Linked DNA regions of Homo sapiens: region 2 is linked to region 1. The links are chromatin contacts, found by Hi-C or POLR2A ChIA-PET in ENCODE. All regions are on one chromosome and are shown on one strand. Each heading gives the region's core, a stretch centred on a gene start or an enhancer-like site at or near the end of the contact. The rest is flanking DNA. Distances are from core to core; before and after follow the strand shown. Region 1 has its middle 110 kb from the start of LINC01427. Region 2 has its middle 150 kb from the start of LINC00261.

Region 1 (5,178 bases), core at 2,104-4,603:
GATCATAAAAATATCTGGCCTGGAAAATATCTGGTCAGATTGGGTTTCCCAGTCTGGAACTTTTTCACACACGGCTTCTACATGAACCAACCAAAATAAAATCTCAAATCAATGTTGGCTTTCTTTCATCTGTACAGATACTCCTTCTTTTAAAAATAATTTGAGATTGGTAGTTACTTAAATGTTTTCTGTTTAACTCTCTGAATGTCATTAAAATTGGAATTTGTGAATTAACATAAAATAGCAAAGTCGTAGATTTTCATCAATTATAATGCTTCCCTGGTCTATATTCACTTTGTGTGATCAAGCTAAAATGTCTCAGGTACACATTTGAACTGATCCACATAGAAGAGTGACATTTGAATGTTTGTTACTGATCTCTCTCCATCTGCTATTAGCTGCTATTGATGTTAAGTGATACCAGTTTGCTCAACTGAAAGGCAGATTTGGGATTAAAGCATAAACAGGTCACAGTTATAAGAGAAAAGAAATGTTGCGCACCAGAGTTAATTGATTGTTTCTCCCTCTTGGGCAGCTTCTGAAATGTATGCAAATGACTAGAGCCACAGATGAAAGAAAGAAGTGAAAGAGAGAAAGAAAGAGTCACACACACAGGTTTTATGGGTCTGTGCTACTCCCTGAAAGTATATGTGATGCCTTTGAAAGGGTATTCAGAGATGAATCATGAGAATGGGAGTAGAATTACTTGTGTGTGTAACTGACACAAATGTGGAAAACAATTCCTTTCTCTTCCTTGTGTTGGCTTCAGACTGCAATCCCCATTTCCCAACATAAAAAAATAGCTAGATCTTGAAATGCCAATTTAATTGTAAGTCAAGATGGATCACCAGGAAGCCTCAGCTAGGCAGGACTTGCCCAAAGTGAGGTGGGGATAGCGTTGGAGCAGAGTAGCAGAAAGAAATTGTGCAGAGAAAGCAGGGTTGGTAAGGTGTATCACAAAGGAGAGTTGACTCTAGGTTGCAGCACTGCAGTAAATTATGAGGAAGAGGATGGGTGCTGTCACTCACAGCTAAGTCAGTTAGGAAAGTCATGAAAGAGAAAAAATGCACCACTATGGTGGTGCTTGGGGTAACTCCCATTATTCAGTGAAGCGAGTTGGAGCAGAAACTTAGGAGGCCACTGAGGTTTCAGAGTGTAAGTGACTGCAGAAGGATAATTTTCACCCAAAACATCAGCATGGAAAAGTGTAACCACTATTGAAGAGGTTGAGAAACTTATTTTATAACAAAACCATGTCTATAACTAAATGTGTCTGTGCCCTTTTAAGTTGCTTGGGGATGGAACCTGCTGACTAGGAATTATACCCCAATTCACTGTGGAGCAGGGGTCCCAAAGAGTAGCAACAAAAGATCAGGTGAGGCTGGGTGCGGTGGCTCACGCCTGTAATCCCAGCACTTTGGGAGGCTAAGGCGGGAGGATTGCTTGAGCCCAGGAGTTTGAAAACAGCCTGAGCAACATGGCAAGACCTTGTCTCTACAAAATTTATTTTAATTAGCCAGGAGTGGTGACATGCACCTGTAGTCCCAGCTACTTGGGAGGCTGAGGTGGGAGGATGGCTTGAGCCCAGAAAGTTGAGACTGCAGCGAGCCGTGTTTGTGCCACTGCATTCCAGCCTAGGTGACAGAGGGAGATCCTGTCTCAAAAAATTTAAAAAAAGGTCATGTGGGTCTCTAAGCCAGAGATGCACCTGACCTCCTCCTCTGCCAGACACACTCCTATTCACCTTTCAAGATCCAAGTCCAATATCACCTTACACCTGTTTGGATGGCTATTATCAAACAATGAAAGAGATATTAAATGTTGGCAACAGTGTGGGGAAAGGGAACCCTTGTACACTGTTGGTCAGACTGTAAATTGGTGCAGCCATTCTTAAAAACAGTATGGAGTTCCCTAAAGACATTAAAAATAGATCTACCCTATGGCCTAAATATCTATCTTCTGGGTACATGCCCGAAGGAAATGAAATCATCACCTTTAAAGATATATGCACTTCTCTGTTTACTGCAGCACTATTCACAATAATCAAGATATGGAAACAACCTAAGTGTCCCTTGACAGACAAATGAATGAGGAAACTGTGGTGTGGCCAGGATGGTCTTGATCTCTGGATCTCATGATCCACCCGCCTTGGCCTCCCAAATTGCTGGGTTTACAGGCGTGAGCCACTGTGCCTGGCCAGGAATATTATTTAATCTTTAAAAAGAAAGAGATCCTGCCATTTGCCACAACGTGGATGAAACCGGAGGACATTATTCTAAGTGAAATAAGTCAGACACAGAAAAAAAAATTTGCATTATCTCAGTTACATATGGAAGCTAAAAAAAAGTCAAATATACAGAGATAGAAAATAAAACAGTGGTTATCTGGACCAGGGGTGGGGTGGGAATAAAGAGATGTAGGTCCAAGGAACAAAGCAGCAGCTATACAGAATGAACAAGTCTAGAGCTAAGGCACAATAAGGGGACTACACTGATGATATTGTACTGTCCTCAGGATTTTTCCCAAATTGGTAGATTTTAGCTGCTCTTGCCACACACAAAAAGAGGGTAACTACCTAAGATGATGGATATGTTCATTTGTTTCACTACAGTAACTATTTTACTACCTCTATATATCCCATAACATCATGTTGTGTACCTTAAATACACATAATCAAAATTATTTTTAAAAACGAGACAGAGAAAGAAACACTCAACTCCACATGCCCCACCCCCTGTGAAAGTTTATTTCTTTCCTCACACCCAATTCTTCCTCTATAGCATTTTGTTCATACTTCCTCTGTATGATATTTACTGCTATAGGACACTTAATAGATTAAAAAGCTGATCATCCCATATGACTGAGTTCTTGATGAGTTCTTGAGTGCTTCAGGATTTGATCTTAGCCATATTTGTATCCTCAGCATTTGGTACAAGGTTTTCAGGTAAAACTAGATAACGTAACTGGTTATTGGCTAATGGACAGGTGGATACATGCATGGATGTTGGGAGGGTCTTGCTCTCGAATTAGTCCTTTATGCTGGAGTGGTTATGAAGAAATAACCAGGGGCAGAAAGCCAGACATTTTTCATTATGGCAATGGCGCACACTTTTGTCCTGTAATTTAGTTTGAAGACAATGTCCATACACCAACCTGTGTTCCCGAATAAATGCCTAAGACTTCTTGGGGTGGGTAGGGGACCAATCTAATTGAGGATGTCATTCCATTATTGGCCCTGGGACACATGTCCACCCTGCTACTCTTGGAGAAAGTTAGTTTGTAGGAGGCATTTGCTGGCTGGAGCTGCGGTCAGTCAGCAGTGAATCATTCAGGTGCCCTGCAGCCGTTTCCTAAGAGACCACACGCTGAGTACCTGCTGAATCATGAGCTTCCGTTGAGTAACAATAGCCACTCTGACAAGCTGGAGGGAGGGTTTTGCTGGAGCAGATACTTGGCACACACCTGAGCTGCCCAATCTGAAATTAAGGGAAGAAAAAGGGAAATGTGCAGCTTGACTCACCGATAATCTATCGTGATGGGAGTTGCTCCCAAGGCAATGGTGTGTTTTCAGGTCAGAAGAAGCCAGGCAAACTTTTTACTTCATTCATTTTTAATAGGTATTTTCCTACCCTCCTTTATGTTGCTATGCCATCATATGAAACTAACTCCCTTTTAGTTCTCACTACATAGGCACTAACGGCCTACTTAGTCATGGAAAGAAAATGCAGCCCCACATCTTCTAAAGGAGGGGATACTTTATAACTTTCTACCTTAAAGTGGATGCTAAAGGCCAATGTGTGACCAAGAACAAATCATGAGGTGGTTCCAATGAGACTCAAGGAAAACGTTCAGAATGCAGACGAAATAAACTTGGAGTTTGGAATGGATAAAACTTCTTGACTGAAGTTTAAATATAAACCCAGATTTCTAATCACCCTTTATTCTCCACCTAAATACCCATAATAATCTTCTATGATGCTTGATATCATTAAAGCTCCAAGACCCTGCACAGTATTAGAGTAAGAAACAGCAAAGATTCTCTGGGCCTTTTATTATAGTTCTACCAATTAAATGATGCTTAAGCCCTCATATGAAACTCCACATTTCTGTATCATAATATATACAAGAGATCATTTTGGTAAGAGGTATTTAAAAGGCTGGAGTGACCCGTTGGCCAACCAAAGGGATAAGAAATGTGGAAGAGTGGAATACAACTTTGATTGTTAGTAGCAATGCACTGGGTCAGAGTGACTAGGCTGGGACTAACTTCAGTTAGGAAAATATGACTAGTTAAAAACTATAAAAAACACTAGCTTTTAAAAATATATACCTTTTTCCACCTGTCCCTGATGAGCTCTTTGCTTTTCATGTTGGGTCTTCCTTCTTCTCATTGAGTGAAATTGAATACCCTGCATGAAGCTCATGAGAAATCCAGTTATCAGAAAACCCAGATATTAGGAGCTCATGAGAAACCCAGTTACCAGTGTTATCCAAAGCATAACCCTCTTGTTCTTCATCTCACTCTGTCCATACCCCATTCTCTGCCTCTCTGCATGTGAATTCTGTTTAAAATGAAATGTAGTAGTGAATTGACTCCTAGAAGAGACAGGACCCTGATGGCCACCAGATCTGCCGCAACAATCTATTACAACCACAGCTGAAAGGCCAAACTGTTGATCAAATTGTGTAGTTGTTAATTCAATACCATACTAAATATATGTTATTCTTTCTACTAAATTGACTGATTTCATGGAATTTACCTTTTTTCCAATAAATTAAATAGACAGTGTTGTATATCATAAAACATATTAAGATATCACATATGTGGTACCCTAAACTATTTATAGTCATAAAGTATTAAAGAACATGTTTTCCAAGAATATTTAATGCCATGGGGAAATGCTCACAATATAGTATGAGGGAACAAAGGAGAAAACAAAAACAAAATCTGCATACAACATGAACTTAAAATCTGTAAAAATATATGTGAGTATATTTATATATCAAAATGCTAACTGAGCTGTATTCTCAGTACTTGTATAAAGAGAAGAGAATAGAAAATAATGTTCTCTAATTTTAAAGAGACATAAAGAGAATTATAATAATCAATTTTCTGAAGTTCTGCTCATAAAGAGCCTACTAGTTCACTGCACGACAGTATCTAGTTATGAACATTTG
Region 2 (5,196 bases), core at 817-3,316, 40 kb after region 1:
AGTGTGTGTCCTAAGAGAGAGCACCAGGTGGAAACTGTATTGCCTTTTACAATCTAGCCTTGGAAGTCATGCAGCGCCACTTCTGCCCCATCCTACTCATTAGAAGTGAGTCACTAAACCCAGCCCTGTTCCATGGGAGGGAAGTTGATGCCACCTCTTGATGAGAGGAGCAGGTCTTCAGCACATTGCTTCCTTCCGGTCCTCCCTCCCTTTCTTCTTTCCATGGGTCACCGATGGTAGAACAGGAAAAAGTCTAGGAGGTAATTGTTTTTTCATTCTGTCTCCAAAATCCCTCACCATTTCTGTATTTCTACAGAGGAAAAACAGAGGCCAAGTAATTTGAATCATTCAACCCATCTCTAATAGTGGAGCCAGCAGTAGAACTCCAGGGCTCTTCAATTTTCTATGGAAAGCAAGAGAATTAAGGGGCCCAACTTATTCCTCCCAGTGTTGTCCAGAGGGACTGGATCAGAAGCTGATGGATTCTTTCCTCTGGCTTGCCAGGCTGGGGCTAGGTGCCCAGCTGTTTGTGATATTATGGAGAGAATTTATGGATGGGTTGAGTGTTGGACAAGAACAGTGTTTTCTAGATCATCATTCTCCAAGCCTGGCAATAAGGTTCTCCCTCTGAGATGGAGTTTAACTTGCAGGATATTTATTCAGGAGAGGCTCTGGGACCAATATCTGTGGAAGGGAGCCACAGTGGATACTACTGGGCATTCTGAAGTGGATTGTTCCTTCAGAGTAGTCCTGAGTGGGGCCAAGCTACAGAGCCTATGTGCACATCCATTTATCAGCCACTGGATGACCTGCCCAAAGGGGCCTGAGCACGGGCTCCAGGTGGCTCTCCACAGCTGACCCATTTCTGAAGGGGCTGATAGTGAAAACTGTCTGCCAGTGAAACTCTTAGCAGCTGAGATTTATTCCTTAAAGTCTTTCTTTAAAGGGGGGTCTGGACAGCCTCCCATAGTGATTTGTTGTGAATCACAAATGACAAGGCCCTGGCCCCCAGAGATTCTGGTTCAGTGGTCTGGGGTCAGGCCTGAGAATTCATGTTTCTTAAAGGCTCTAGGTGACTCTGCACAAGGGGTTTCCGTCATATCAGCTGGACGCTCTGAGGCTCTCCGGAGCAGAATGAGGTGCTAAGGTGTTGTGTCTAAACGCATGGCTTGGTCAAGTGTCCCAGTGCAGTGATCCTCAGAGGGTCAGATGCAGCGAAAGTGAAAATGAGCATGTGGGTTATCCAGACACCCCAAGTTTATCACCCTGTCTGGGCCAGGGTGCATGACGCTCACTCCTGCAAAACAGAGTGAGCAGGCAGGGCTGTTTCTTCCCCCTGCAGCTGGGAAGCCCCAGCCAGCCTGCTCCATTGAACTTTCAGCTCCCGGAGTTGGCTCATTCCCTCCCAGAGAAAACAGCCCTATTATAAACATACAAACTTGAGTTGGGGCGGGGGTCACAGGCTCTTGCCTAAGTCCATCCTGCAAAATTGACTTTTCTGTCAATGAGAACACAGCTCTGCTTTTACCTCTCCTGTGTGCTTTGGCAGTTTCTGCTTGGCTGTAAAATTTATCCAAGGAAAACTGGCATTTATCTTGGGTTCACTTGTACTCAGCAAAACTGATAAACAGATGGGGGCTGGCCAGGCCACGGGCAATTTGGTTAGCACTTTACAAAATACAAATGTCATCCTTTATTTTTACAGGGATTATTTATTGTGAATTAGGAAGTTATTGGTCTGTTATATTCTAACAGGATCATTCACTCCAGTTAAGGGATCCATGTCCCTATTATAAAGTGGTGGGGGGTGTCCTGGGTGGAAGAGACTTTCTGGCATTGTTGGCAATAAAGGAATAAAATGGCCCTGCTGGGTTTGCGTATGCACACACAGGGCACTTATCTGTGAAGACTGTGAAAAAAGAAAGAAGCAAAGAAAGAAATCAACAAGATTTGATGGGGAAGCTTGCAAAGGAGATCAGAATTCAGATCAAATGTCCCACCCCAGTGTCTCTGGAGTTTTTTTTCTTTTGTGTCCCAGCTAAAGGCACTGGGAGGATCAGAGACCTCATCCCAGCTCTGTTTACTTTGGGAACAATCGTTGGTGTATGAATAATAATGCCTCCCTCTGACCATGACTAATTGAATTGCAGCCTGCGGGCAGTGGGGAGGGGCTTTGCCGGGCCAGTCCATCACGGCGTTTCTCAAGTAGCCACCGACAGTGATGGATGCAGCGGCGCTTCCCAGAGTGCATCCTCGAACACCTAAGAGCAGGGGTATGAACCTGCATTCCGAGTTTCTATTAGCCGGGGCCTGGCAGAGAGGACGGGAATGGCGGCAGTTAAAGATGAGTTGGTTGATTAAAAGGAAGAGGAGAGGCAGCCCTTTTCCTAACCTCCTCCTCCCACACCTGATTTTAAGCAAGTTTTGTTCATGGGGACAAATGAGAAAATATTCATCGTGTGACCATGCAGGCCTCAGTGGGGCCACCTCTGCTGAGGCCGTGCCTGTTAAAAGTACTGGGCTTGTTTGGGGTGCAGTGGGAACCCTGGCTTGGAAAACAAAAAAGGCAAAACAGCCAAAGATTTGTCCTGTTAGAGGATGTTTAGAAGCCAACAAATGAGGTAGAAGAGGAGACAGAAAGACAAGAGAGAAGTAGGGGCAGTTGGAAACGGAGTCTATGGCCATGTCTATAATCCAACAATGGATCACACAGGGACCCTAACATTTGGTCGTCCTGTTGTCTGCGCTGTGTTTACACAGCAGAACCATGCAGCTGGGGCCCTGGGCTCAGTCGGACTTTGTTCTCACAGCATGAAGGTGACCCCTGGTGAACTGCGATCCGGGAAGCTTGTGCAGCCCAGCAGTCTCTATGGTGGTCTGGACACAGGGGAAGTCGTCCAATTACAGGGTCACTGCTTTCTATCTCAGTCGGATTTAGTCCGGGCCAAACCCCAGATTGGCACCTTTTTATGAGAGCTGTGCACGCCACCCTGGCTCCTTTTGGTGGCAGAGGCTGGCTGAAACTCCAGGCGGATTTTGGAGGCAGATGCTGGCTTTAAGGGAGCTTTGGTTGGCCTGCTCCTCTTGGAAAGCCCTGATAAAAGCATTCGGGGCAGGGGCTATACTTCTCTTGTATCTAAAATCCTGAAATTTTAAATCCCTCCAAACAGTTTCTTATAACTTTTTTGTTAGCTTACTATGCTTTAAAAATTATCCATAGGTCTTAGTACCAACAGTCATTTTACTGCACAGAAGTTTCTCAGCTCCCTTCTCTTATTTAAGAATGAGATACTCTCTGCCCATTCTGAACTTTACAGGAATAACTCAGGGTGTCTTGTTCTTATAAATAAAAAATTTTTAAAAAATCTTCTAATATGTTTCTATTTTATCTATCAATCCATTGATCTATATGTTTATTTATCCATCTGATTATCTATCTATCTATTTATCTATCTATCTATCTATCTATCTATCTATCTATCTATCTATCTATCTAATCTATCTGCTTTCCTACTTATCTTGGTGAATAAAATAAAGCCAGGAAAGAAAGGCAGGTGTGTTAAGGGAGCCGTCTATTCCTCTGGCATGAGTAGGGTGCAGGATGTAGTATCATGCAGCTGGTATTATGAGCTGTTGGAGGCAATTTCAAATCGATGCATAAAAATTATCTCCCCAGTATGTCCTGAATCCTAACCCCACTTGACCAAATGAACAATAAGACATTCAAGCAAAATAAGTAGTTTCCTGGTGCCTGTACCAAATGTGAAATATTTTCAACCCCTCAAATCCAGGCCGTTATAGCATTTTAGTCTCTGGTTTTCAACCCCCAGCCCAACCTACTAAACAAACATTGTGACCACCCTGGCGTGGGCCACACTCCTGGGGTTAAGATATTCCACCTAAAATCCCTTCAGTCTCTTTGAGCTGATATTCATGGACACTATTCTTGTGCTTTGAATACAAAACAAAGGGAGATGGAGCTGGCTTAGCTGCTGCAAAAGTGAGGGGAAGGAATGGTAAGAAGATGCATTTATGCCTGCAATTTGTCTTTAGAAAATAAATATTTCAAACATTTACTCAGAAACCAGGTTTTACTGTTTGTTATGAAGCAGCAGGATTTATTAAGAGAAAGCAGAAATCAGTGTAATTTATGGAAAGATGGCTGAAGACAGCCTATGTGGGCCCTGAAGCTGACCAAATTCTAATAGTCACCCTCCTTGGGTTCAGATGCATGGAGGAAAGCTGCGTCTTGAAATTGAGGGGGCTTTGAGTAGGACCACCACATAGTATCTTCACCACCCCAATAACCCTATTATAACTTCGTGCTTTGAATCTAGATGGCATCTGTACATCCCCACTCCTGCATTGCATTGAAATAAGGCTTGAAGGAGTATTTAAGAAGAAATTGATCAGGATACAGGGTGGAGAGTGCTAGGGAGGAAGGTAGGGTGTTCCAAGAAGAGGGCAGAGAGTAACTCAAAGAGAGAACAAGAATCAAAGGTATATTCCTATTCCTGCACAGTTGTCACTGGGGCCAGCCTGCAAAGCTGAGAGCAAGACTGATATCCTTCTACCAACTCTTAGTGGTCTAGCAGATGAAACCAAGTTAGAAATAGAACAATATTTTTCTGTAAAAGTGAATTCTTGTTAGTTACTTGAGATAACAGTGAAAGAATGACACTTTAATCTCTATGCTTCCTGTGGGCTATGCTCTAAGCACTTCCAATCTTCCACGTTCATGTTAATCCTCCCAACAATCTTGGAAGTGGATGTTATCATTTCCACTTTAGGCAATCAAGGCACAGAGAGGTCAAGTATATGCCAGGTGGTCTGTCCTCTAACAACCCAGGGGGCTGTCCTCAGGACTCTGGATGCAACCGTAACGGGGACACATTGCCCTCTGACCACTGGGATGGGTGCCTGAAGTTTCTGAAAATATTCCTCAAACTTGAAATACACTCAAACTAGAGAGTATTTAGTGGCTAGCAGAATTTGAATACAGCAAAATGGATAAAAACTTTTTTTTTAAAACTAACTAGTAATATTCAAATGGTCATATCCTTTTCACTTAGTAATTCTACTTCTGTGTGTTCCTTCTATTGAAAAACATGCAATTTTGCAAAGATCTGTTCAACCACAGTCATTGCAGTTTTATATGAGAGAGCAATGTTCCAGACTTTCTTGAAACACCACAAA

The links. A loop is a pair of places that touch in the nucleus more often than their neighbours do. ChIA-PET counts read pairs that join two places held with the same protein, here RNA polymerase II (POLR2A).
Region 2: a loop to region 1 is called in a map of PC-3, with 2.9 times the contacts of the local background. The contact joins two enhancer-like sites. A Hi-C loop is called at or near these places in 5 of 168 maps with a recorded cell type or tissue (HepG2, PC-3, PC-9 and 2 more). POLR2A ChIA-PET finds 5 or more read pairs at or near these places in 6 of 52 experiments (A549, CD8-positive, alpha-beta T cell, HepG2 and 3 more).

The regions. Positions count from the first base shown.
Region 1 is chr20:22,387,023-22,392,200 of GRCh38, forward strand. No RefSeq gene overlaps it. Among named protein-coding and RNA genes, the nearest start is that of LINC01427, 110 kb to the left of the region's middle. RefSeq lists enhancers at 2,959-4,158, 3,097-3,648. Within about 2 kb of position 3,354, at least 8 of the 41 ENCODE cell types and tissues checked have a DNase peak (open chromatin) inside an H3K27ac peak, as active enhancers do.
Region 2 is chr20:22,428,130-22,433,325 of GRCh38, forward strand. No RefSeq gene overlaps it. Among named protein-coding and RNA genes, the nearest start is that of LINC00261, 150 kb to the right of the region's middle. RefSeq lists an enhancer at 2,683-2,827 and a cis regulatory region at 2,750-2,761. Within about 2 kb of position 2,067, at least 2 of the 41 ENCODE cell types and tissues checked have a DNase peak (open chromatin) inside an H3K27ac peak, as active enhancers do.